Linked DNA regions of Mus musculus: regions 1, 2, 3, 5, 6 and 7 are each linked to region 4. Evidence: chromatin loops called from intact Hi-C (ENCODE). Cell type or tissue: left cerebral cortex. All regions are shown on one strand.

The links. Peaks named below come from ENCODE experiments on the same cell type or tissue, not always from the same donor. Only the 100,000 strongest peaks of a DNase experiment are listed, where the experiment ranks them.
Region 1: a loop joins it to region 4, with 4 times the contacts of the local background. A loop is called at or near these places in 2 of 42 quality-filtered maps.
Region 2: a loop joins it to region 4, with 3 times the contacts of the local background. A loop is called at or near these places in 5 of 42 quality-filtered maps.
Region 3: it touches region 4 in a loop (2.8-fold over the local background); 2 of 42 quality-filtered maps call a loop at or near these places.
Region 5: a loop joins it to region 4, with 3 times the contacts of the local background. A loop is called at or near these places in 4 of 42 quality-filtered maps.
Region 6: a loop joins it to region 4, with 6 times the contacts of the local background. A loop is called at or near these places in 4 of 42 quality-filtered maps.
Region 7: a loop joins it to region 4, with 3 times the contacts of the local background. A loop is called at or near these places in 4 of 42 quality-filtered maps.

The regions. Positions count from the first base shown.
Region 1 is chr3:156,925,769-156,929,768 of GRCm38, forward strand. All of the region lies in intron 2 of Negr1 (neuronal growth regulator 1), which reads left to right. Among named protein-coding and RNA genes, the nearest start is that of Gm24373, 280 kb to the right of the region's middle. In left cerebral cortex, no CTCF peak of the experiment used is centred here; DNase peaks (open chromatin) are centred at 1,643, 2,864 and 3,453.
Region 2 is chr3:157,228,731-157,232,730 of GRCm38, forward strand. The region is part of intron 6 of Negr1 (neuronal growth regulator 1); the gene reads left to right. Among named protein-coding and RNA genes, the nearest start is that of Gm23725, 6.6 kb to the right of the region's middle. In left cerebral cortex, no CTCF peak of the experiment used is centred here; a DNase peak (open chromatin) is centred at 1,926.
Region 3 is chr3:156,892,936-156,896,935 of GRCm38, forward strand. All of the region lies in intron 2 of Negr1 (neuronal growth regulator 1), which reads left to right. Among named protein-coding and RNA genes, the nearest start is that of Gm24373, 320 kb to the right of the region's middle. In left cerebral cortex, no CTCF peak of the experiment used is centred here; no DNase peak of the experiment used is centred here.
Region 4 is chr3:156,559,565-156,563,564 of GRCm38, forward strand. It overlaps Negr1 (neuronal growth regulator 1), which reads left to right and starts at 2,230. Exons shown (of 7, transcript NM_001039094.3): 1 at 2,230-2,788. The coding sequence starts at 2,631. It overlaps 4930570G19Rik (RIKEN cDNA 4930570G19 gene), which reads right to left and starts at 2,123. Exons shown (of 4, transcript NR_040399.1): 1 at 1,912-2,123. In left cerebral cortex, a CTCF peak has its summit at 2,446; DNase peaks (open chromatin) are centred at 45, 434, 591, 794 and 5 more places; H3K4me3 peaks cover 4,000 bases; H3K27ac peaks cover 3,840 bases.
Region 5 is chr3:156,797,166-156,801,165 of GRCm38, forward strand. The region is part of intron 1 of Negr1 (neuronal growth regulator 1); the gene reads left to right. Among named protein-coding and RNA genes, the nearest start is that of Negr1, 240 kb to the left of the region's middle. In left cerebral cortex, no CTCF peak of the experiment used is centred here; a DNase peak (open chromatin) is centred at 2,279.
Region 6 is chr3:157,518,507-157,522,506 of GRCm38, forward strand. No RefSeq gene overlaps it. Among named protein-coding and RNA genes, the nearest start is that of 4930592C13Rik, 14 kb to the right of the region's middle. In left cerebral cortex, a CTCF peak has its summit at 2,147 (motif pointing left); a DNase peak (open chromatin) is centred at 2,150.
Region 7 is chr3:157,447,627-157,451,626 of GRCm38, forward strand. No RefSeq gene overlaps it. Among named protein-coding and RNA genes, the nearest start is that of Gm23379, 51 kb to the left of the region's middle. In left cerebral cortex, CTCF peaks have their summits at 1,639 and 2,381 (motif pointing left); DNase peaks (open chromatin) are centred at 1,651 and 2,360.

The DNA.
Region 1 (4,000 bases), 370 kb after region 4:
AGAGTGAGTACACAACTCAAAGAAATTTAACTCTTAAAATTTCCTGACTGACTAAATTATATATGTTATTGAGTTTCATGTATATTTAATCTCTCCTAAATAGCAAATGATAGGTAGAAATATAGAGCTTGTGTGCTGTGTATGCTTTTATTTAGTTTAATAAATTATAATTCATCTGGAGTAAGATGAATTTATCCTAGGCATTATTATCAATTTTGATAATATAAAGAATAATATAGTCTTTGAAATACAGAAACTCCAAGTTAGAAGTAATTCTAGAACCCACAAGGGAGATGATTAATAATCAAGAAGTTCACACACTAAATGTAGAAATAAGGCACAGTGAGACTGCCCACACATGTTATACTAATAGTTAAGGAAACTTTCATAAGAGAAGCAGGACCTGTGACATATTTTAATGGGTGGGTAGGAGTTCTCCAGGCTAACAAGGATGGGCCAAAGCAGAATGAACAGAAGGTTTAACTGCAAAGGTCCAAGGATAGACCAGCTTTCCAAGAAAGCATTCCAGGGATCATCATATCCTCCTCTCAACAGCTCCAGATCTGACACAGTTGCTGAGGGATCAGTCCACCAGTTCAGCTCCTGCTTAGCCATCTCCGCACACGTGACTACTACTCCTGCATTCACGCAGCACACTGCAATGCTAGCATCTAGCTTATCAAGGATTCATGTCCAGAGATGAAAGGAGCCTTTGGTAGTTTTCGTAAAGAAATTCCCTTTAACAAACCTATTTGTTTTCTTCTACAAAGTCATGAGCCTTTATGGATCTGGCTGGTTTGGCACATTCAGAAACACAAGGAATGAACTGAAGAGAACCAAGAGAGTGATGGCCATCCGTCTTCTATGAAGCATATGCCTATTATTTGTTTAAGCCACTCCAAGTGAATTAAGTGTTTGGGGTGTTACATGCCTTCTAGAACATTCAAGACAGAATCTGGATGGAGTACATCCCATTACAGTGGACATGAAATCTCAACATCGCTGTGTCTCTAGATGTGTTCTACACAAAGCTTGTGATTCTCGAAGTTATCATTCAGCAAAGTCACCGTATTCCTGAGCCTTAGTTCATCTGGAATGACTAGCAAGATAATGGGACTATCAGAGAAATCGTAACACTCTGGATTTGGAAACAGCAAATCATCCTGAGTAGGGTCTTTGAAAACGCAGCACATAGTTCATGCATATTCCTCAAGTTTACCCCGATAAGCATCTACCAAGGACAGCGTGTTTGCAAAGCTCTGCAGCTACATGAACAGACACATTTTCATCTCAGTCCTGGAGATTCACACTTTATTATTACTGATTAATACTGACAAATATCTCAGAGAGGTCAGCATAGGTTTGCCATGACTCGCAATTACTGGAAATTTCCTCAAGTTAACACTCAAAACTGTGCCCCAAAGGGAAACCCCTGCTCATTCATTCCCTGAGAGGGTGCAATGGAACTCTTACATCCACATCAAAGATGAAAAGGAGACAGACTGTGGGTGCAGTGTAACCCTACCTTTATGTGGCGAAACTCAGTGGTCACAAAACAAAGCAAGAAGACTTGAGTATGGGAAATGGATCCTTAGGGAAGAGGGCTGGAAGTCAGGGTTGCACAATCAAAAAGCATCAAACACATCTATGAAATTGTAAAATATCGAATCTGCTTAAGTTTCTAAAAGGAGGCAGCAATGCCAGATCTCTGCTTTGTGCTATTTTGGGCTTCTCATCTTCACACCATCCCTCCCCCTCCTACAGGAACTTTATCATTTAGACTAATTATCTGTATTTCCCTCTCAAGTATTTCTCAGAAGCAGCTTTCAGGCCACCACTTTCTCTGGCTATGCTTACCTCTTACCTGGCCACTCCAGTTCCTCTGTGATCTAATCTAGCCTGTGCAGGAGTCACACTCCAGAAAACACCTATGCCTTCATGCTGAACAGTCATGCAACAACCATTGACAAGAACCCAGTTGGACCAGGTTGGCAACAAAATGAGCAAATCAGGTAAATGTAAGGCAGTGGCGAATAGCTGAGCTACTCTAAGGGAGGTTAGTTCAAGCTTATTACTCTTGTATTTAGTTATTGCAAAACATATTTAAGATTTTTTTTTAATTTTCTAATTTTTCAAAGTCATTTAGAACATACAAGATACATAGATGTTTGTGGTCTATATGTAGCTGAACATGGAAGCCAGGCTGCCAGCTATGGACTCAGGTTTATGTCCTAGACTATTGGCTGTTCTTAGATTTCAAAAAAAATTTAAAAAAAAATCAACGTCCAGCATCTGTTTCAACATTTCTCCCTCCCCTGACTCCAGTATTACTTGATCCCAGTTTCTTGACCTACAGATTCTTGTGCACAGAGTCTGATAAAATGTTACTGAGTGAAATTAACACAATATATGACTTAAACATTTTCTGTCTTCCGATATAGGCTATGTACTTTGTCTAAATATAGTAAAATATTAATTAAAATAAAATTCACTTTAAAGAAATATCTGCATCTTCAGTTCCCTCTTACTAATGATAGATGAAAGTTTTATTATAATCCATCAACACTGTTCATTAAGTTATTTAGAAACTTGATTTAGAAATTTAGAAATGTTTTTCTAAAATATTAAGAAGGAAAATAAATAAATAAACTTCATTTGGTCAGGAAATAAACCCAGGCTGATGCATGTGGGCGGTAATGTCAGATGCAAAACAATCCCCATGGTAACACATTGCATAAAAACATTTTGTTCAAACCAGGATGCCTTGCTGTGCTTTGTAGTTTCCTGCCAAAGCCTCCTCTGCTGCCATGCAGATGGTCAGCCTATCTGTTAGGAAGTCTCCCTTCTCCTCAGGAGAAAAGATCTGCCCTTGCAGAGACCCCAGACATCAGGCTCATCTCAAGCCCCCAGGGACAAACTGAGGATCTGGTTGTTCCTCGGGCCAGGAACACCTCCCAAAACCTGGACTCACAAGTTATTTTAAACTGTATCCTAAGCGTTTTTGACATCTCAGTCTGCAGTCTTCAGCATGGGGTTAATTTTAAAGTATACATTACACTGTAAAAGTCCTCAAATTATTGACGTGAACTTTACTTCAGATACTACCAAGATTATACCCTCTAGGTGCCCTCAAGTCAAACTGCCAAAATCTCCAAATGTGTGGCCAAATGTCAAACTTTCCCACTTTGCTGACAGAGTGACAGAGTGACGGGGGGGGGGGGAGAGGGAGAGAGAGGGGGGAGAGAGAGGAGAGAGAGAGAGAATCATTATAAAAGCAAACACATGGGAGTTAAAAATAAATGTGTTATTTGGCTCTGCTCTGGCATGAATGAGGTAAATAAGTTACATATATGCATCTGCCTGAGAGCTCCGTAAGAGCTTCTGTGTACAGAGTGCTCCAGCTGGGGAGAGTGGGAGTTTGTTTTGTACAATTAAGAAGTTCTCTGCTAAGGCAGAGTATTGCCAGTATTCTCATCAGACGCAAATAAATGGTCCACATGCATTGCAGCTGATGAGGAGTAGATTGACTCAGCTCTTCTTCTTGGTTTGCTGATGTCGGAATGTCTTGTTCCACAGAATGGATATGCTCAAATCTTTGTCAACTGAGATGTATCAAGTGTTCCTCAATGCTGTCTTGTGAGCCATACTACTGGCCTTAATCATGAGATCAGCTGTACCCAGTTATGAGAGTCCATCATCGACATGTGAACTCATGTCTTTGTCTCCTCCTCTGGACCCTCACCACCCAGAATATAAGTTCTCTTACCAACTATTTGCAAGTTATTCCTTCCTAATTACATATGATCCTGTGTCTCAGAGAAAAGCTCAAGTGTACATTCTGGGAAAGGATATGGGATGAGGCTCCATCTATGTGGGTGTGTGGAAACCAGCACCCATGCTGTGTACAGATCTTCCACTGGAGCTATGTGGGCTCACTCATATTCCTGCCCATAAACCCTTACCCATGCTCTGAAACTAAGCTCAAGGTGGACTCTGGTGG
Region 2 (4,000 bases), 670 kb after region 4:
TGTGAGAAATTTAAGACAACTCAGAATATATTTCAAATTCCAATTAATATGCTTCATAATAATGAATTCAGATATTAATTATAATTATCCATAATTAGCTGATTAGTTTCCAGATACAAGTACAGCAAAAGTCTTAGGGTATAATTTAGCATATGATGATTTTAAAAGAAACTGGAGTGCTTGCTAACTTCTACTTGTCATTCCTTGTGTCCTGTCTTGTTGGCCTTCAGCTCTGTTGCAGGAGATAATTAAGTTATTGATCTTCTGATGTATCTAGATTCAGGATTAAGCACCACCAACATTATCAATCAACATCTCACTGTAAAGTACACCATGTAATGATCCACATGTTCTTCGTATGTTATACATAGAGAGGGCACAAAGTTTACAGTTGAAAATGATTTCTAGTATCTACTTTCTTTACAAGAAATAGCACACAGCTGTGATGGTGAATCTTGACAAAGCACTTGCCAGATACCCTGAGAAGGCTCTGAAGAAACTGTACATTTACCCCACAGCTATCACATGCTCTATGCCTGGTATCTGCAGACAGAGGGTCTGCACACCCCTGGATTGCAAGACCCTTTAGGGAAGCATGAACATTCATACTTCTTGTCTTTCTCAGGGTGGATCTGACAGACTGATGGTAGTTATAAGGATGGACTCATTGCATGATACACCGATGAGGTTGACCTGAGGAATTAGAGTAGCTGAAATTCATGTTTCTATATTTTATATGTTCTTGACTTTACATTGTATTTTATACTGAAAATTAAAATTGTACATTTATTCCACATCTAATAGAGAGCCTGGCTTATACTGAGAGGGAGATTTCATGATGATCTCCTCAAAAGGGGACCAGAGACTGGTAGAAAAAAAAAATTTCTCCAAAATTCTATGAGGAAGAAACAGTTTCTTTATTGCATTATCATTCATAGTTTACTGCGAAAGACAATTCTACTACACACATAGTGACTTAATATTTCATGTGTGGCTAAGATAATTCTCCATCCAGCATATAGCCCAGAAGCTAAGAGGATGGATATCCCTGGTAGATGAAATGTGTCTGTGCCTTACATTTAGAAAATATCCAAGGTTTTCCTGAGTGAATCAATGAATGGATAAATGGTCAAATGATTTCACAAATGTATGAGTTTTCTATTGCCTGTATAAGAAATTATTGTAGCTGTGGAAACATCTAACAACACAGATTTATAATCTCACAGTTTTAAAGGCCATAAATTCCAAATGTGCCTACTATTCTTCTCTACCACCCAAAGCAGGGAAACTACAGGCTCCAGAGGTCGGGTCCTGAAGCCTTTCGTGCTGCAGCTCTGCTTCTCATAACAGGGCAAGCAGTTACTTTGCTCTAGTTCTAGAAGTAGGCATCAGAATTTACCCAAGCTCCCTTGGATTTTTTCATATTTAGATACTGAGTTTTGAGTACCCAGATTTACAAGTTTAGTTTTATATTCTGTATTTATGAGCACTGCAGAAAGGGAAAATGTATATTAGAAAGATTGTGTTTGTAACGCTACATTATTTCCAATAATTTTATAAACATGTTTGTATTACTCTCTCACACACACATGCATGTGCACACATGCACATACACACAGGCACACACACTCACACACACAGGCACACACCATCACTCATGTCTATGCCCATATTGAACTAGAAGTACAAAATCTCAATGTAAGAGATAAATCCCAGATGGAAAATGGATCAATTAGAGAAAGAACCAGAAACCAAGCTAATTTTGAGAGGATTCAAGCTAATGATGTTTTAGTTCACTTTTTTTTTTTCAACAGAACATATAGGAAACAGTTCCTGTTTCAGACTCAGGATTCTGAACACCAGTGAGCAGACGCCTGTCTGTAGCTGTTCTAAGTAGGAATACAGAGATCCTAAATTGGCTTTAACTGTGAAAATACCAAAAGCAAACTAAAAAGGGAAATGTGTTCTAACTGAGATTTTACACTTGAAGAACAAGATTAGGTGAGCTCTTGTGTTTTTGCTTTCCACTACCACTTAGGGTGACATTGGGTGGCAGCTCCCCAGTGTCTTCCAGAGTGCATGCATCATTCTTCAAGGCTCCAGTGAAGTCAGGCCTGAATGCTCACCTGATTCCCAGCTGATCCTCTATAAACAAATGTTTGTTTTGGCAACAGCCCTAATGACAACAACCCTGTGTGCACCTGCCAAGGGGTATTTGTGTTTCAAAGAAGTTACCTATTTAGGCACAAAAAAAGTTCTTTCCAATAGTGGGAGTCACACTGATGAACTGGGCAGTTTGAGGTGGTGGATTACTGGTTAGGAGAGAGTCTCCCTTGCCACCAGTCACCAGGGGCTTTATTCCTCAGACTGGTGGCTTGGCTGCACATGTAAGGAATAACTGCATTTATCTCCACTGATTTTTTTTTAAAATGAACTGTATAATAACAGTAAAGGGGCAACTAGGCAGAACAAATCTGTGCTCTTCTTGAAGATGATGGAATTTGTGCCCATGTTTCAAGTTAAATTACATTTTAAAAATTATTTTTAAATGTCTTTAAAATGTGCCTCAAAAGGAGCCCCTTGACATGAAGACCAACAACCACGCCAACAAACAGGCAGAACCTAACATCTTTTAGGTCACACTTTATTTCTTAGATGTTTAAAATAACACACACATTCTTAGAGACTTTTCAGAAAAGCTTTGACCGAAGAATGGCTCATGACTCCCCCCCTCACCTCAGCAGGGAGCTGTACTGCTATGCAACCACACAGGTGGGTGTATGTGAGCATGGGTACACGTGAGCATGTCGTTGCTGTTGTGTTGCTTGTGTTAGGGAGAATCTTTGATCCTGGGCCACCAGTGATGGTGACAACTTGACTAGGTTCTGTACTGTGAATGACCTCATCTGTGAATTCAGTGTCTGCTGCCAGGTTGGAACGGGGCTCAATTTCACTTCCCACTTCACACAGGCTTCCTCTTACCTCTCTTCCATTCGAACCACCAAACCTGTTTGACTTCAGATTTCTCTTTGGCTTTAAAATGAGCCTGTAATCAGACAGTCTTCTTAGATGGTGTGTAGGTTGGGAGGATAATTTGAGTGTGACCAGATTAACACCTTCTCTTGAAAATCCTTAAGTTGAGACAAACACAAGGTCCATCCATCACTACACACACACCATTAGCATCCTTGATTGTGCATTTATGATGCACTACACCTTGGGCTCTGTGGTGAATTGAATGAGAACAGCCCCATAGCCTCATGGAATTGAATACATGCTTCCTAGCTGGTTGAACTGTTTGGGAAGGAGGGGGAGATGTGGCCTTGCCAAGAAAGTTGTATCACTTGGAGTTAACTTTCAAACCCCATGGCATGCCCAGTTGTTTCTCTCTGTTTCTTTGTCTCTCTGTCGCTCTGTCGTTCTGCGTGTCTCTTTGTCTCCCTATGTTCTCTATCTCCCTATGTGTTCCCTCCCCCCACCTCTCTCTCTCTCTCTCTCTCTCTCTCTCTCTCTCTCTCTCTCTCTCTCTGTCTGTCTCCTCTCCCCCCCCCCCCCGTGCTTGTGTCTCATGAAGTAAGCTCTCAGCTACGGCTCCAATTCCATGCCTGCCTGCTGCTGCCATGCTACCTGCCGTTATGGTTGTGAACTGTCCCTCTGAAACTGTAAACCCATAGTAAACTCTGCAGTTTTCTGCAAGATGCCTTGGTCATGGTGTTTCTTCACAGCAATAGAAAAGTAATTAATACAGACATAATTTAAACATAATCCAGAGTTGTAATTGTGTATTTAGGGATCTTCCTTTTATCATCTCATGTGTAGAAATGGTGTTTGCTGCATTTATTCAGAACTGGAAAGATGTAACATTAAAAAAAATGAGCTACATAATAACAGTAAAGGGGCAACTAGACAGAACAAATCTGTGTTCTGCTTGAAGATGAGGAGTGAGACACTTGATAGAGAGCCTATGGGAGCTGGTTGCTGCTCCGTGTCGTTTCAGATG
Region 3 (4,000 bases), 330 kb after region 4:
CCATAAGTTTAAAAATCTTAATCTGGAAATTTTTTCACCTGGATTTGTGAGTGAATTATGTCTAACTCTCTAAATTTCTATATTAATTAATTTTTTAGGAAATTCAGTACTGTTAAAATTTGTTCGATTAAATTTAGGGTTAAATACGATAAATATTCCCTCAAATTATATAGGAAATTAGGATGAAAAGTTTGACAAATTTTCAAGTAAAAAGGCAAACAAATCCTCTGGTTTTCATGGATTTTGTATGCCTTTGCCTGTAGCCACCTTTGATTATGTTACTACAGGCTTCACACTGGGCAGTACAGTCATTCTGTGTTTTAAAGTCTGAATCAATCTCATTAAAGCTGTAGGGTTAATATGCTCTTATCTCTGCTTCAGATAAACTTCAAATGCAAATTTATTAAGATTTATTAGAAGACTACCTCTCAAACTAGTGGTAAAAAATAAAGAGTAGAAATTGTGTATTTCAGAATCTGTGTGTGTGTGTGTGTGTGTGTATGTGTGTGTGTGTGTGTGTGTGTGTTAGTGTATTTTATGTTCATGTGGGTATGGACACACGTGTGTATGGGTGCATATAGGTAACGTGTATGTTTGGAGGCATTATTCATCATCAGGTTCCCTGTTTGAGAGAGGGCCTCTTCCTGGACTAGACTGAGCATTCCAGTCAGCGAGTTCCAGGAATCTGCCTTCCTTGTCTCTCCTATGATTCTAGGTTCTTATGCTTACATGGTTTTGAAGAGCTAATAATGGGCGTGGCTCTTTGCTGCTGTGACAGAAGCCTGAGACTATTGGCTCCCATTGTGATAGAACAGCTGTATAGTGGATATCTGTCATGTAGCTGCCTTTCTGACTTTTATTTTCCCTTTTTATTTAATCCAGGATTTCAACTGATGGTGCTGTTCTCATTCAGAGTCAGGTTTCTTCCCTCAGTTAATACTTACAAATACATGGCCATCCTCTGCTAAACAGTGAGTCTGAGGGAGCCTGGGCTACATAAGACATGACAAAATAAAATAATAATAAAAATAAAAGATAAGACATTTGCCTCTGTAGGATGTGAAGAAATAAGGTCCAATCCACTAAATACTGGATCTGTCCCTCCCTCCCTCCATCCCTCCCTCCCTCCATCCCTCCCTCCCTCCCTCCCTCCATCCCTCCCTCCCTCCCTCCCTCCCTCCATCCCTCCCTCCCTCCCTCCCTCCACCCCTCCCTCCCTCCATCCCTCCCTCCCTCCCTCCCTCCCTCCCTCCATCCCTCCCTCCATCCCTCCCTCCCTCCATCCCTCCCTCCCTTCAGCCCTTCCTTTCTTCTTTCATTCCTTCGTTACTTTTCAGTATGTCTTAATTTAGTATGAGCTCTGCAATCTGAGGCTTTCAAGGAAGATGATATACAATCATTCTCATAGAAAACACAGGGTAATACTATGGGAAGAAAAGAAAATGCAATCGATATGTGTTATTGTTCTTAGGTCAGTACTACCCAAGCCAACAGACTTTTATTTCATTTTTCCTACATAATGGTGGTGATGCTCTGCGGAGAAGATGTTTACCTAGCTTTGAGGCTGCAAAGTGTCCCTGGGCCAGTCTGAGACCTTTTGTTCCCAAGCTCAACAACTTTTGTTCCTTGGTGTGTAATTATCAACTCTCTGGAAAGCTTTCAGACAGTAGGGTTCATGCTTGTCACAGTACTATTAGTGGTTGGTCATTTTTTCCCAGAAGCATGTAAGTGAAAAAGCTGTCCACTTCTGACATAGAAACCTATGGCAAGATTTAATTAGCATTTTAAGTATAAATCTTTTCACCCATGTCTCTGACCTGATTATTAAAAGCATTTCTATATATTATTTACCTTATCATATATAGACATTTTTGTGAAATGTGTTTTACATTTTTCAACAATGAGTATAAATAAGCTATTTTTTTTAATGGAAACTATTCACACGATCTCAGGACAGACATAATGAAAAGAAAGCACAATATTTCAGATAGTTGGGTAAATTGTAATAATACTAAATATACGTAACCAACCAAAACAAAACCTAAAATTTGAGCACTCTATTCTCCAGTGTTCTGTGTGTGAACAGGAAGCATTCTATTCATGAGATTAATTAATGGCTCTGAACCATTCCCAAGGACACATATAAATTTTATTATGTATTTCAGTTATCATGTATGAATTTCATGTGTTTTTAATTCACTGAAACTATCTTATTTGAATTGCTAAGTTTATTTTTTTTACTACAGAAGTTTAAAAACAACTAATGTGGAGATTTTTCTTATAATAAAAATTATAAACTAGGGTGGGGGCTCTGAGCAAGTAGAAATCCCACAGGAAGCATGGTTTCTGTGCATCAGGTCTTTGGGGAGAAATGCAAGTGGCATTCTTACCACTTAGGCAGTGATTCTCCTTTTTTTTCTACAATGAATAATGGGCATTTTCTCCCGAGTGAGCCACAAGCACCTTACTGGTTTGGAATTCAGAAAGTGTAATTAGACTTGAAGCTGAGAAGGAAGATGCCTTGGGGAGTCCTGGCTCTGATTAGCTGTGGAGCTAGGGACGAACAGATGCCTCAGATGATTTGAAGGCTGTTTCTTGGATGATGCTAATTGTTTGCTGTGCTCATTATTCTGTGACATCTTTGGAATCACCCAGGTGGGGAGATGTCAGACTGAAATTACCAATACCTTTGCTTAGATGAACTCATGCTGCTGTACCGTGAGCCCATTTAGACCAAGGCAAAAACTCAAAGCCATCAGTTTATGAAAAAGGCGAAGGTTAACACTTGGCAGGGAATTATCTTGTTAAACAGGGAAGCCTCTGAAATTGCTTCAGAGTTCTTCACATTCCTGTCTCAGATATGAAGGGAGAAATGTCAACAGAAAGAAATGCAGGAAGATCCAACCCCTGTCTGTGTGAATTTGAAACACCCATCTGCAACTACTGTGGATCCCCAAGTGTCAAGGCTGATGACAGGTCTCCTGGCCTGTTCAATGTCACTAAAAGTCCTTCCTTTCCAATGAGATTTCTCCTGGTGAGTTTTTGTCCTGAAAGTGGAAAGTACATTGCTTGGCCTGCAGGTGCATGCCAATATTCTGGTTACCGTAAATCTTAAGAAAGCAAAGCCTTTCATGTGCAAAGGGAGACATATAATATTGACACTGTTTACTGAAATTTAATTTTGCTCCTCTGAGTATCTAAGTCTGTACGTTTAATTATTTGTTTATCCTATTTTTTGTAGCTTTATAGAACTAATAACCAAATTATGAAAAACAAGTAAATTAAAAGAAATTTAATTAGGTGAGCTATTTTTGAGTGACTGCCATGCTTAGTGGTCTGCTCTGCTCCACTCAGACTCTGAGAGTGGACATGGATGCATACAGTGTGCTGTAGTCATAGTAACAATAGGCAATCCGATTTTCCTACCTGCCCATCCTAGGAAATATCAATGTTGAACAAAGGCAAGAATAAAGAAGAAAATCAAAGTATAATCTACAGATACCCCAGAGGAAGAGCATACAGTCCCCGTATTTAGGCAGTGTCAGAAGAGGTACGGAGCAGGAAGGGGTGAGCTCAGTCACTTCTGTGAACGTTAGGAATCCCACAGACAAACTGAGAAATTTGATTTCATTGATCTCAGAAAAGCATAAAGACAGAAGTGTGTTTCTGGGTAAGGACACACAAGAGTTGTAGACCTGAGAAGGGAGGGGAAATCATTTTAATTTGGTGGAGTCCTTTGCACTACAAGGATTTTCAGGACATTGATCTTGCTTGAACCTTCACCTCCACCAGTCATTCCAGCCCTTCCCTGCTGTTTGTGTTCCCTAAACTGAGCTGATATGAGCTCTGAGTAAACACTTCCTTGATGTTGCTTTATAGAATAAATTTCGCTTTGTGCTTTGACCTGTCATTATTATTGTGCTCCTCAGACAATGCCTTTGTTGGAGCCTTTCTTGTGAGCCATGCCCCTGTAACATAGTTTCCTGTCAAGCACAAAAGT
Region 4 (4,000 bases):
GAGGCTTCTGCCTCTTTTCATTGGCGTCTAGTTTATCGATAGCGAAATAATACCGCATGGAACTAGTTGGCCACGTAGTGGGAAGTCAAGCCTTCTAATACCTCGTTTGTCCTAGATAATTTTAAGCTTTATCCAGAGTGCACTGCCAAGAATGTTAAATGAAGTACACAAGAGGAGAGCTTTAGGTATCTGGCATCAATATTAGTGGGAGGCTGCCATTTGACAATAATTTCCCTAGCACAGCAGACGGTAAAGAAAAATGTTTTCATTCATCCGCAAATGACTAACATTTTATTGATGTTTCGAAATGCGGCTGAATACTACCGCACTTTCAATTCCCGAGCGGGTTCTGAGAATTAAGCCTGAATACTAATCACATCAGTAGCTCCTGCTGCAAACCTCTCCGTTAATTGCTGAGCCTCGCAGGGAATCTTCTGCAGGGTGGTGATGTTGCTTAGAGGCTCCTGGATAGTCAGTCTGGGTGGTCCCGGGTGATGTGAATTGCTGGCCCTACCCCATCTATCCTTAGACAACGTGATAAATAAAAATAAAAAATAAAAAGCCACCTTGGGTACCACCAACATCTATGACTCCTGCCTGCCTCATCAAGAGCTCAGTCTGGGGAGGAAGCCGGATGCTGACCCCTGCAGAGATCCTTGCTTCAGTGCGCTCTGCCGCGGGGCCCTGCTGGCGTTCAGAAAAAAATAAAAGAATAAAATAAATAAATAAATAAATAAATAAATAAATAAATAAAGGAGTTCAAATGAGCACCAGTGAAAGACGAATGTGTTTTGTAAATACCGCTACAGGCGGAAGGTGGGGGAAACCAAGTGGTGAGGGTAAGTTATTTCTAACCACCAGCTTCCCAAACTCCTCATGGGCACTGGAATCGCTGTTCTGGATTCAGATTCTCTCATTGATTTGCAAATCGCCTGGAAGACCTCTAGGATCTTAGGGTTGAAAATGAGTGCCAGAAAGGGGGTGGGGGGGGGGGAAGAGTGGACTATGGGGTGACCCCCGTGCCTTGTACCCTGTTTTGCCCTGACCTGGGCGTAGGCTAGCAGATCCGCGGGACACTGCTTGCCCCTTGAGGGGTTGAGGTTACTGCTCAAAGGATGCAGGTCCACCCCAACTGGGAGGCGGTGAAAAAAAAAAATACAACTGGGACTCTTTAAAGCCGAGGAATGCCTTGGCTTCAACCGAATGCGCAAGCCTTCCGCCCAGTAGGCTCAAATGGGTTAAACTGCCTCTTACATAACAGGACCGCCTAGCTCCACACAATTAAAACACTGATTGCAGCCTCCTCCAACTCTGCATCCCAGTAAGGCCCGCCCATCCCTCCCGTTGCGCCTGCGTGTCGCGCGCTCCCGGGCCCAGCACGCGCCCTGCACACTCCATCTCCCTCTCACAAGTGGACACTCTGTGCTGACACCACACGCGCACACACACTCATGCGCAAGTTAGTATCAAGACGCACAGAGAAGGGCAGGCGTTCTCCAGTACGCACAGGCGGACTCACACACGCACTAGCTTTCGGTCGGCATGCCCGAATCACTATACTGTCCCCGTAAAGCAGCAGCGCCGCCACAATCCCTGCTTATCTCCAAGAGAGGGTGAAAAGAAATACCCCCACTAAAGGAAAAATAAGGAACGGAGGGAAGGAAACAGGAAGGGGAGAGAAGAGAGGAGAGGAGAGGAGAGGAGAGGAGAGGAGAGGAGAGGAGAGGAGAGGAGAGGGGAGGGGAGGGGAGGGGAGGGGAGGGGAGGGGAGGGGAGGGGAGAGGAGAGGAGAGGAGAGGAGAGGAGAGGAAGAGAGAGAAGAGAGAGCTAACTGGCAGTTTATTAACAGCGCTATTAGCTAGTCAGGATTAAAAAAAAAATACAAGACAACAACAAAAAAAGCCAACTCACTCAGTCTCAGGCGTCATGATGGCGCCGACCCCAACTTGAGCACTTTAAAGTCGGGGGCCCGAGGAGCCGAAAGCACCAGAGGGCAGGCCTGGCCCTTATGCCCTGACTTCCCAGCCCCGCGGCTCGCAAAGCTCTCTAGTTCGCGCTGCCAAGCCGGACTAGACCTCGGCGTATCCTCAGTCGCCCTAGCTTCCCAGTCCCTCTTCTTTCCTCTTTTTGATCTATCTCTTTCGCTTCTCCGGCCCCCCTCCCTGCCTGGTCCTCCATCCCTGGGCGGGGTTGCTACGGAAACGGCCGCTTGGCAACGCGCGCGAGCCCGGGGGCCGCCGGCCGCTGCTGCGCCCCGCGCTGCCTGCGCCGCCTCCCGCGCTCTGCTCGCAGCCTCGCAGGACGGTGTGCGGCCGCCAGGGATTAGCCACGCTCCGGACGCGGCCGGGCGCCCCGAAGGAGGTGGAGCGCGGTGCCAGGGGGCGGGAGGGGAGGGAGGGAAGGCAAGCTGCAGAGGAGCAGAAAGGAGGCGAGGCCGGGGAAAGAGGGAAACTACGCCCGACAACTAGGGAGGGGGCGAGAAAGAGAAGAAACCCACCCACCCACTCAGAAAAAGGAAAAGAGGAAAAAAAATCTCGTGTGGCGCGCCGCCTGGTTATCGGGCAGCCTCGCCAGCAGCAGGGGGTGGGAGCCGACGCTGCCGGAGAGCGAGCAGCCTGGCAGGCACGGACATGGTGCTCCTGGCGCAGGGCGCTTGTTGCTCGAACCAGTGGCTGGCGGCGGTGCTTCTGAGCCTGTGCTCTTGCCTCCCGGCCGGGCAGAGCGTGGACTTCCCTTGGGCGGCCGTGGACAACATGCTGGTGAGGAAAGGTGACACAGCGGTGCTCAGGTAGGGACCGCGCGCCCTCTCTACACTTGCCTCAGTCTGTCTTTCCGTCCCTTTCCCTCTCTGCACCTTGCTTTACACCCAGAGTGAATCCTGCTGTTGCTCACGAGCAAAAACACCACACCTCAGGCTAGCCACGCATGACCCTTCCTGGGCTTCTCGGACCCCGGGGCAGGGGTCTGGCTGGATTAGGGAGAGAGGGAAAAGCGCTTTCCAAGCAGCCCGGGCTTAGGAAGTGTGGGGCTTGAAGGAGGGGCAGGTGCCACTTTGGAGCCAGGTCTCCGCTCTGCTGCCAGCGGTACTCCAGGAGTCTGACAAGTTTACAGGGCTTGTTTCTGCTTCACTCCGTAAGCGACTTTTCTCAACTGCTGGCTCTGTGCTCCATTTATTTTCCCTCTCACTTGAACAGTAAGATCCAAATATTCCATTCAGCTTTTTTCCCCCTCCTGTAGCTGCTTTCCTTCTGTGTTTCCCTCTTCCTCTGTCCCCTATCCCATTTCTCCAACTCCCTCTTCAGTCACCCCTATTGCCTCCAGTCTCTGGTTTACTCCTATGCTATAGTGTTCCCAGTGTTTCCCTCACACCTTAGTTCCTGTCATTCCTTATTCTCCCTGTTTTTCCAGATTTCCCTTTCCACTAATTTCCGGTCCTCACCATAGCCCTTGTCTTCCCCTCCCAGACCATCATCTGTCTCCAGCTTTGCCTCCCATGCACTTTTCTGTCACACCCACACTCAAGGTCCAGTACCATATTCAGATCCCATAAATCTCGATTTTATGAGCACACTCCCTCTCAGCTCTCCCATCCTCTCATACACTGGCACTTCCCTCCTGTGAGAAATGATTCACACTCAGAACCCCCCCCCCCAGTGTTTAAAGGATGCACACTCCACACTCACTCCACACGTGCACCCCCCAACCCCCAACACACACTTCCCTTTCTCTTCTGTCTGTAGTTTTGCCTCTTGTCTTCCCCTATTTTCACTGAGCTGAGCATGAACAGAGTGTTTGTCGGTGAAAGGTCTCCCTAGCCTGTTTTCCTCAGAAGCCACACTACCAAGTATGCCCAGGGGAAGATTTCCTTTCCCATTGGATATAAATTGATGACCAGTCAAGCTTAGCGCTAAACAGGGCTCCCTGCCCTGCCTTGCTCTTCACTTCCCATAGACCCACCTACACTGTCCCCCTGCCTCCCCCCCCCAAAAAAAAAAACCTG
Region 5 (4,000 bases), 240 kb after region 4:
AAAGCAAGAGTTACCAAATTTAAAAATAATTAGTAATGTTGATTCTCTGCTGTAATTTTTAATAATAATAATTTGTGAGGGCAAAGAGCAGAATTGGAAGTCACTTGAGTGAGGATGCATAGTTACTCTTAGGTTAGCATTGTCCCACCGCTGACTTCCTGACTGTGATTTGTGCAACTTTCCTGAGTCTTGATGTGCGGTGGTGTGTTCTGAATTCACTATCTCCATATTTTCCTCTCTCATTAGTTATCCACAGGAAACAGGTACTGCAGCACGTGCACAGAACGTGAGATCTCAGTGACTCATTGTTAGTGCTCAGAGCCATTCTGTGTCCTGGCAAGACCATGCTGCTTAATGGCAGCTGCCTTGGCTGTCAGGCCTTTACCTGAGAGGAGCAGCCAGTGAGTGAGACTGGCAGAAACTCACTCATTTCAATGTGTTACACTTAGCCCAGAATCCAGAAGGAAGAAGGGGTGGTGAAGTTGTCTCCGAATGAGCACCATGGAGTCTGTTTCTAGGTGTGCCACAGACAGTAGACAAATTGTAAGATCTGTCTTTGTTTCCTTCCTATTAATCAAATACTAAGTCCTTGGACTCAATATACACAGATCTCTGGAGCATTGAAATGATTATGGAATGACTTTCTTTTCCTAATTATCACATTCTAAGTCAAAGCATTATTTGATTTTTCTAGATATTTAGAAAAAAATTTGTAGATATTTAGAACATTTTTAAATTTTATCATAGCAAGGAAGTTATGGTGCATGTATAGATCACATCTATCTACCCAAAAGGCATGACAATCAATTTATAATACAGATATAAATGCTTCCAGTTATTACAATTTCTTCTTCTCCTCCTCCTCCTCCTCCTCCTTCTTCTTCTTCTTCTTCTTCTTCTTCTTCTTCTTCTTCTTCTTCTTCTTCTTCTTCTTCTTCTTCTTCTTCTTCTTCTTCTTCTCCTTTTTTGGTTTTTCGAGACAAGGTTTTTCTGTATAGCCCTGGCTGTCCTGGAACTCACTCTGTAGACCAGGCTGGCCTCGAACTCATAAATCCTCCTGCCTCTGCCTCCTGAGTGCTGGGATTAAAGGCGTGTGCCACCACACCCAGCTACAATTTCTTCTTTTACTGCTCTCTAAAATCCATACACCTCTTTCTCTCTACCTTTTCATATATGTATATGTAAAATGTAAGCATGTGCAATATATGTGTGTCTATGAGCAGGCATATGTAATAAACCATGACATACATGATTATGAATGTAGTGCATAGTGGGCAAAAGGAAGGATGGAAAGTAAACACTGTGAGAAGCTGCTGTGAAGAGCAGCACTGGCTGAGAAGCTGGTTCACCCCACATTCATCTACAGCTCAGTATCTCAGCTGTGCTTGTTCACACAAAGATCAATCAATGAGAGAAACAGACGCTCCCATTTCCTACTCTTTATTTTCTGATTCATTGGTCTGTGAACTAACCTGTAACTCCATAGCAGGCACTCAGGCTCCTGGATAATGATAAGATAAAAAAATCAATTATAAGCTTTATGACAACTATGAAATAGAGTAAAACATCTCATCCTGGCATTCCAACATCTCAATTCTCCACTGTCTTCAATTGCACCTGGGGAATTCCACAGAATACATGATTTTGATTTTTTTGTTTTTGTTTTTGTACACAAGTTTTCATTTCACTTCTGCGCCAGGTTTATGTGAATGAACCCAGATGAGCAGGGGATCCCCATGATCAGTGGACACTCAGTGCTTCGGTCCCTTCATCACTACCTCAGTTAAGTTAGGACTGTTCTTTTCCTAGGCATTCTCTTTTCTACATCCTTAAATACAACATCTTAGCTTTTAGATTTTAATGTTAAAGTTGTTTGTTATACTGATCCTGCTTCCTTTCCACATGGTTTACCTGGTCTAGCAATGCCACCCACTTTCTCAAACCTTGGTTTTGTTTTGCTTTGTTTTGGGTTGGTTTGGTTTGGTTTTTTTGGTTTTTTTTGTTTGTTTGTTTGTTTGTTTTTGTTTTGTTTTGTTTTGTTTTGTTTTTTTAGCTTTCTAGCTAAGAGTTGTTTGCATGCAGTCTGGTCTACTGGAAGAAGGCTGAATGCTGCTATGCAGCTTTAGTTTGGGTTCAGGCACACAAATGTTGATATTTACAAGGCACTTTAAAAGAGTCAGTATTAACCCAGAAGAGTATAACAGCAGCTGGGCTGTCAAGACTGGCCTGCTAGCCGAATACTCACAGCAAGGGTGTAGGAGGGAACCTCTCACATTTTCATGTGCTGCATAGGTTGTTACTGAAACAGATAAAGTTTCTGTGAATGTGTCAGTGGAGAGCTGAGTTCCTGGGTCTTTGCATCATTGGTGTGCATGTGTGTTATTCGACGCGTTCTCACGACCGGCCAGGAAGAACACCACAGACCAGAATCTTCTGCGGCAAAGCTTTATTCTTACATCTTCAGGAAAAGAGAGCAAGAAGCAAGAGAGAGAGAAAAACGAAACCCCTTCTATTTAAAAGAGAACAACAATTGCCTAGGACGCATCACTCCCTGATTGGCTGCAGCCCATGGCCGAGCTGACGTTCACGGGAAAAACAGAGTACAAGTAGTCGTAAATACCCTTGGCTCATGCGCAGATTATTTGTTTACCAACTTAGAACACAGGATGTCAGCGCCATCTTGTGACGGCGAATGTGGGGGCGGCTTCCCACAGTTCCCCCTTTTTCTTTTAATAAGAGCAAATAGGCCACCCATATTAATGAGAGTGGAGATAGAGGTCAAATCCCCAGTGTGTAGGTAAAGGAGCCATGTACAGGATTAGCTCTTAGGCTTACAGGCTTTTACCCAGAGCAACCCTGACCTGCTCCCGTGTCGTTTTGCCTGGGGGAAGGGAACTAGGACACTGAACCTTCATGAAAGATGACATGTCTCCCTAGAATAGGCTCATATATGCCGCAGAGCCTTTCCATTGCAGTGCTTAGCCTTGCAACTCTCTCGGGCTGCTGAAGCACACTCACTCTACCCCGTGCAATGAGTCTAGCCTCATGGGATATAAGAGCTGAGTGGCCAGCGACCTATTGCCTAAGCATAGATAACCATATATCAGGGGGAGCTCCATGTTCTAGTCCTGCAAGCGCCTGGGCAATAACCACCTTGTCTCTCCTAGTTTAGGCCTTAAGCTTACAGACCAATCAAAGAAGCAACACTAATCCACAGCAAAGTGTATCTCCAAATAATATTAATCCCACCCATTTTTTTTTTTTTTAAAGAAAGAAAATGCTGAGGAGATCCAATTGGGTAATCCTTTGGTCAGGGACAGGTCCAAGCGCGTGGAGTTGACCTGAATGATGGCAAGCCTCGAAGGGTCTGTTCAAATTCAGCCATCCAATTCTGTAACATATACTGAAAAAGACTTTTTGACAAATTAGCTGCCCTAGTAAATTTAACATACTGAATGGAAATAACACACAATCCCGGAAACTTTTGTTCACATCCCTGCTGAGTTATTTGTCATAATACATCTAGTTGTTTCTGGACAAGATCTATGAGTTGATTAACCAGCATGAGACCTCTCTGTATCTTGACATTAGCTGAGGCCTGTTCATCTATGACTGTAGTCACTGAGGCTGACAAAGTGTTAATGGTGTCAGTCATCTGGACCTGTCCAGACAGAACCAAGGCTGTCTGAATTAAGGCCAAACCCAGTTCCCAGTTAGTGGTAAAAAAGCAGGAGAATACTTGAGCATTATACATCACCGTCATTGGGAGTGGAAATGTCGACATTATCCCCCAACGCTGCTCTCTCTTTATTATTGACGCCCTGGACATCACCAAGACGAGGGACATTAGTATTCCCTTGGTCAGTCTGGATTTTTCGGGTGAGTCTTTCTGGTAACCAAAATGGGTTGTCTTCATTCTGTGGGAAAACACAGATAGCTCCCCTGGATCTTATCAAGATAGGATCCGGGCCATACCATTTATTATCAAGGACATTTTTCC
Region 6 (4,000 bases), 960 kb after region 4:
AAAATTCCCAAAGAATCAATAAAAATATTATGCTGAAAAATGCATTGCATGCATGTATGGAATTATAAAATAATAAAAATGTATAATAAAGAAAAATGTTCTTATACTATGTCACACACATGTGCATGCATGTGCACACACACAACAGAGAGAGAGAGAGAGAGAGAGAGAGAGAGAGAGAGAGAGAGAGAGAGAGAGAGAGAGAAATAGTGATGAAATCCAAATCCACATAAAGGAAAAACCCTGCAAACAAGCAGTAACTCAGGATAGAGTACCTTTAAATTTCACTTCTGTCTTTGTCAGTGATATTGTGCTATGAAAAGACACCATGACCATGATGAAGAAAGTGTTTTGCTTACTCTTTCAGAGGTCTAGTCTATTATTATCACGCTGGCAGTATGGTGACACATAGGCAGATGATAGGTGATGGAAAAGGGGTAGATTGAGTTCTGTATCTGGATCTGCAGGCAACAGGAAGAGGGAGTCACTGGCCCTGGCTTGAGCTTTTGTAACTTCAAACCCCACCTCCCAGTGACACACTTTCTCCAATAAGGCCACACAAACACTAACAAAGTCATACCTACTACAATAAGGCCAAACTTATACCAACAAGGCCACATCTCTTAATCCCTCATGTAGTGCCATGCCCTAATGATCAAACACTCAAATATATGAGACTGTTGTGGCCATTCTTATTAAAACCATCACAACTTCCAGCCTCCACCCCCACCCCCCAATTCTATGATCTTCCTAGAAACTGACAGAAATCTCTTCTGTAGGCATCTACAGCTCAGGCTGATTTACATTAGCAGAAGGGGACTAGTTTGGGCTGTTTGGGAGAGAAATGCCAGACTCTTCTATCAAATTAACTAAAGTAAACTGAACCTTGGGAATTCTATCCTTTTCAATTGAACAAAACTGAATCTTTTTTAGTAGTTGACCCTTGAAAGATGGTGAGAAGAATGCTGGTTCTAAACCTTTGTCAGCGTGAATAGCATATGAGTGCCCAGAACTACACATCTGTTAGGGGGATCTTGTGCATCTGTCACCAGGAAATTGGAACAAACTTCATGAACCTATGCACTTAAAATGTTATGATGTATTTTTAAAATGGACTTCCACAGAAGCCTTTAATTTTATTAAGTAATTATAAGCACATAAGCTCTGTTTGATGGCTCTCAAAATATAAACACATTTCATGTCAAAATTGTATCACTTTTGATGGTTTAATTGTGTGAGAAATCTGTCAGGCCCTGGTGCCCTGATAAAATAGGGCACAGTGAAGATTTGTTGCTGAAGGGTGTAACAATATGCTCAGTTAAACAGACAGTGTGTAACAGTCTGGTGCTGTCTCAGAGGGCATTGGCAGTGTTCTGTTCTGGGATCAGGGCAATCCTAACACCTGTAAATCCACATAACAAGATGCTCCATCCTCGAGCTTGTATTTTAAGAGTACTTTTTGTCTTGGTTTTTTGTTTTTCTTTCATATATATATATATATATATATATATACATATATATATATATATATACATACATATATATATATGTGTGTGTGTGTGTGTATGTGTGTGTGTGTGTGTGTGTGTATACACATATATATTCAAATTCACTAGAAATGCTGCTGTTTTATTTTGCTGCCCTGAGCCCAGCTTCCTTTGCTGACTCCCTGAGTTTCCTAAATATTTTAACTGTTAAAGAAATTATGCCTGGAATGCTAAAATTTCAGGTAACTTCTCAAAGTGATCAATTGTTGGTTGCAATATCATTTTACTTGAAAAAACTTCAAGTCTGCCATCTCTTAGAACATAGAAAATACATATACATGCTTCAAAATAATGGAGTGAGTGTTGGTAAAGTATAGTAGAAAAATTCAGAAAACTTCAATGTCCTTTAAGTTGGGTAACTTCACATAACAATTCTAATTTTCTAGGTTAGCATAGAACACAGGCAGAGATATGTGCTAACTTTTACACACACACTCACACACACACACACACACACACACACACACACACACAACCTGACAATAAATATATATTGTTTAAGATACAGCATTTTCTATTGTTCTAAGGAAAGATGATCCTGAACACCAGCTCCCTACAATGACTTGTGACTACACGTTACTGAGCTGCCACCTGCTGGATCTTTCTGCCTAGCACATCTAATTGTCTGCTACAGATTTCTCTCTTGGATGAATACAATGAAGAGCTCCCCCAACACACTTTTTGTTAACATCACCCCCTTCCTTGCCACTCTTTTTCCAGCAATGTGTGCTCCTATAGGCCAGTTAAAAAGTGCTTCAACCAATTATAGTCATACCAAAGCCTCTCACATCCTTTAAGACTTTAACCAACAGAACCGTGAAGAGACAAGAAGAGGCTCAGCAAGGCTTGCACCTTGTGGGGTGCCAGCTGTCTCCAAAGGGCTTGCTCATTAGAAAGTTTCAGGTGTCCATCATGGAAGTAAAGCAGAAGTAATGATGTCCTAACCTCTATGTTCACCCTATGATTGACAGCAGCTTCCTGCAGCTCCTGCAGACTGTGTCCCAGGGTTTGCCACCAAAAAAACTTGAAACAATAACCTATTTCTTTGCAGAGAGTAAATCACCATTGAGAGGCCACACCTACTCCATTTGGGACCGGCCTCCATCTTTTAAAAAAGGAAAGGAAAGGAAAGGAAAGGAAAGGAAAGGAAAAGAAAAGAAAAAAGAAGGAAAGGAGGAGAGAAGGAAAGAGGAAAGGAAAGGAAAGGAAAGGAAAGGAAAGGAAAGGAAAGGAAAGGAAAGGAAAGGGGAAAGAAAAGAAAAGGAAAAAGAAAAGAAAAGAAGAAAAGAAAAGAAAAGAAAAGAAAAGAAAAGAAAAGAAAAGAAAAGAAGAAAAGCCTGAGAACTTGACCTACAGCAGAACCCAAGATGCACCCAGGTACCAGAAAGGACTCCAAGGTTTGTCCTTAGACAGAGTTACTCTCTAGCTACTTTCTAGCAACAGTTAATCAAAGATTAGTCTGATTGTTTCAGATGTACTTTCAGACCATTTGTGATTGTATATGGTCTTGCTTCAGAGTATCCACCTGTTGGCTTGTAGTCATTCTATTAGATGCTTGCCAGAGTGAACACCCCCTCCCTCACCCCCTCACTTGCTCCTATTTTCCTATAATTTTTTTTCCTGCTAAGGGTTCAAGGCTGGTCCACCTTCCCTTCCCATCCTGCTGTGTCAGGGTTGGGTTGGAGGAGAACCCAAGCCTGGGCTTGTAATAAAGATACCCTAATGCTATAACATCGGAAATGGCTCCTTGGTGGTCCTTTGGAGTTCACAAATGCTTCCTGGTACAACACCATATCTGTGACCAAAATCAAAATAATTAAAATGTATTGGGTAATTCTCGACCAAGCTGCTTTAAGAAGAAAACTAGGCAATAAATTAGTTCATTGAATAGTATTTATTTAATAACAATGTTTAATATGTGTCACTGGTAAAATTTCACCTGATCCTCTCTGTCCTATAACTGCACACAAATGAGACTGATGCTATGCGCTGCAACCACAAAGCATCATAAAATTCTGAGTTGTCTCCTCAATCATAAAAATGGGAAAGAGGCTGGCATTTATCAACAACCCATCACTTTACTAGCTATGTTCATGAGTACCATCACAACTTATCTACATTGCCTCCTGGACAGGTAGACAGTCACTTTCACCACTGTCAGTGGTTGAAGCTCAGAGCAGTACTGACAGCTTAGGTTTATTGGCTGTGTGCTGTTCGCCTGCTGTTGCCTTTATTGCTTTAGGGGGGGGGGGCCTCAGCAACTAAACCTCAAACCACATTAGGAAACGGATGCTATCATTATTCTCATTTTATTACAGGTGATCCTGAGACATTACATAACCTGCTCAGAATCAATCAATCAGACAATGAGTTCAGCCTGGGTTAGAGCCCAGGCAGATTGGTACAGATGTCTACCTGTTAACACAAACATAACAGGAGTTGTTGTTGTTGTT
Region 7 (4,000 bases), 890 kb after region 4:
TAAATGAATGGAGACTTGAATACAAGAAACATTTTAAAGCCTATAAAACAAGTCTGGAAAACAAACCACGTGAGTACGTTCAGATGAGAAGTTGGTTTGTTTCTAGTAAGTGCCACACAACCATCTCCCATCTTTCCACAATACTCTTCTTCCTCAGCATACAGAACTGAAAGTGTTGAACATGTGCCGAAGGTATCAATATGAACGCTTGCCAGTTAATACAAATGCAAATACACTTGGGTCTTAAAACACATTTTCTTCTTCCCACAAGCGTGATAAATACAGGCCACAGAGATCCAGGACCTATGCAATAAGTTTTGTCACTGATCCTGGCACAATGAACTGGAAAGGCAGGTAACTGTCATCCCTGGAACCTTCCCACACTCCTGCTTCTGGATATCTTGGTAGGCATCTCTCCTGTGATTTGGGGGAGTCCTTCGATGGGCCTGTTCTGGTACACAGACCTGAACTACCATCTTCAATCTCCCACACAGTGATCACATATGGCAGATTAATGTCAGCGAGTCTTTGCAAAAGCAAGGTTCATCATCAGAATTTTCCTCTAGTACTGAGTTATGACCTAATGTGTTTCCCGGCAGTGCCCCAAGGAGATGAAGAAAGACGGTTGGAAACATTACAAGGTGTCCATAAAAAAGGGTCTTCTTTGCCATCATTCAGATAAAAGCAAGGAAAAGACTGATGAAGCGATCATTTCCAGAAATCAATGTACTGCACGATCATTGAAGTGCACCTGGCAAAATGTGACGGTGATCACGCTTTGAATGTCATTTTAACATATTAATATGACAGGGTACACACATTGCTGATGCTGCAAGTCACTCACTTTGGATGGAGCCGTTGCACCTTGCTAAGGGCTCGAGCATGCGGATAGACTGTAAATGGGGTTATAGGTTTGGTTTTGATTCCTATATGAACTATTTGATGTGGTTCTCTTACAGGGCTGAAGCCACACTCATCACAGTGACAGAGTGCATGTTACTGGTCTCATGGTGAGACACTGTGGTTGTAGGATAGACCAGCCATTCCTTTGATTTTGTGCCCCCAAATTGATGTTTTTATTGTTGATTTTCTTTTGTGTCAGACACTCAATCTCCCTGAGACAAAAAAAAAAAAAAAAAAAAAAAAAAAAACCACAGACATTGCTAGCACTCAGTATATGTTGAGACAAATTTAAAAACAAAAACACAGCAAAATATGTAAATGTAGACCTGTCGGTTGGCTTAAGGTCCTATTTACTCATGTTTCCAGGCATGAAGCTCTGCTTCTGAGTTTGGTCCACATGGTTCCTGGATGAGTTTTGAAAAAGGAGACAGTTCACTGTATAAGAGCCATGAGAGATGAGAGAGCTAGATACACACAGCGCCCTGGTCTGAACTCCGGGGAATGCCACCACCACATGGGTTGTGCAAGTGTCATCCGAGGTTCTGTTATTGCTTTTGCTTGACGAATTATCCTCCTACCTAAGGTGCTTGTGTGCAAGGAGAATTTTAACTCCTCCTGCAATGAACAGTAGAATTCTCTCACTTTTGTTCCAATATAAGGGGCTGTAGAAAGCAGACTGGCACCCTGTGCCCACTTCAGAGCCTCACACCTCTCTGCCTCTTTGGTTCTCAATGCCCTCATGAGGGTGCTGTAGAGACGACTTCCACAGATTTCCCCAGCTGCCATGCAACTGCTATCCGTTTACATTTACATACAGCAACTCTGCAGTGGCTGGGCCCATTAGATTCTCTAGTTAAGGAAATACATTAGTCAATTGCCATAGAATCCAGTAGGGTATGAACTATACAAATGGCATTTTACCTGAGGTGCTCGACCATCCATTTGGCTTCGTTGAGGTGTATATTACCAGAAGAATTTTAATCTGTTCCAAATGATTGAGATTCTCAGTACTGGGGAGAAAAGAGTGACTTTAAAAAGTCCATTTTGCCAAAAACTTCATGATTGAAATTATATCCTAAAGAAAAAATTTTAATCCTTCTGTGTCTCTTTCTGGTGTAAGCAGATGCAACCTAAAATTACTCAAATATTTATATTTTGTCAGTGGCTTTAATCCATTTTGTCACGTAATTGTACAAAGCTATCTTCTACAGAATAGCTTCTACTGGTATTTTTGAAATAATTTTTCATAATAGACATGGATAAAAAAGCTACAGATGGGGTTTTACATACAGTTGTTTGCTTAGTGGATGGAATGTTGGATCCTTCACCCATTAAATGCATCCTCACCACAGATTCACTGCACCTGCTATTTCACATCTCAGTATGTTCTGTGTTGAATATTGATGGCCCTTTGAAGATACCACAGATTGAAAGAGTAGACTGAAAAAGTAGAAGCAGCCTGATGCTGACATCTGCTGGACACACAGCCAGATGCATCAGACTCAACTGTTAACTGTAAATAGGAAAGACCAAAGCAAAACAGAACTTCACTTTACTTAATATGTCATTGCTCCTATTTGTCTGCAAAGCCACTACTTATATTTATGCTAATGTAGAGAGGGTTGGCACTGTGGGGCCTAAGAGTAAAGGCAGAGAAACTGTAACGTTCTCAATGGGGCTGAACTCAGAAACAATGCCAGGCAGACTAGTGATGATACATTTTTGGGCCACAGATCTAACTCTGCAGCAAATGCTATAACACAGGCAACTCCTCTACCATGCTTTTCTGAATGTTAAATAGTTGTCTCTATATTAAGTGTTCTCCACCCAGTGAGATCTCTTTGGTAGGCTTTTCATGGATTCTATGAATCTATGGATTATATTATAAATTAGAGTTTCACTTTGTCAAGGTAGGTTCAGTTGTTGGATAAGTTGGATAACAAGAACAGTGGTATTTGGGTTTGGATTATGGCCCAGACTCTCACATGTACCTCTAAGTGTAGGATAATTCATAGGTTAACTTATTAATGACTTCATTCAGCATATATGCTGTGAGTGAGGTCACTTGAAATGAGACCAAACTCCTAAGGTTTTAAGCCCATGGCTCAATGCTGAGAAAGAATGCCTCACGTCCCACAGATCCACACAAGGTACTCTCCTCACCAACTGAACATTGAGCCCCATGGACAGCACCTCCGTGCTTTCCATTGCCAGCCCCAGCTGTCTCTTTCTAGTTCTTGTTTCTTGATTTGGCTGTTCTGATACTTCATATGCAGGAAATCTTATGTATTCATCCTTCTGGGGTAGACTTATTTTACTTAGCATAATGTCTTCCAAATTCATCTACCATATTGAGTATAGCAGGATTTCCTTGTTTTGTTTCATAACTGTCTGTTTGGGGAATATGGAATCTTTACATATAAAAAAATGAAATTTAATACATGTATGGAACACACAACAATATATTAAAATTTTAGACACAAGACCAGAAACTGAAATTCCTCAAAGAAAGTGCAAGTGAAACGGTTCTTCAAACACAGGGCCAACAAACACAGCTGAACTATTATAGAAAAGTCAAAGCTACATTGGCAGGATGACTTCAAATCCAAAGGTTTCAACACAGCAGACGAAACAAATGAATGTGACAGGGATCCACAGAATGGATAGCACACTGAGAACCACATATATGGTCAGTGATTGATAATCAAACCGTATGTGAAATGCCTACAACTCAATAGTAAATAATAACAAACGCTTAATAAAAACATGAGCAAGGGGCTCAAAGGCAACATATAAGTGGCCTGTAGTTACAGGAGCAGATGCTCACCATTGATGGTTATAGAAGGAATGAAAACCAAAGCCACAGCAAGACACCTCATCATGTATGGCAGCATGGCTATCATCAAGGCACAAGGGCTGGTGAGGACATGAGCTAACATCATTTGTATACTGGTGATGTAAATAAAAATGGTGCACCCACTAGGAAAGTGGTATGAAATTCCACAAATTAAATTAAATTTAATTTAATTTTAAAAATTACCGCATGGAATCAGAAACCATAATACATAAGCAAAAGATCTGCAAGGGTTTTTAATTT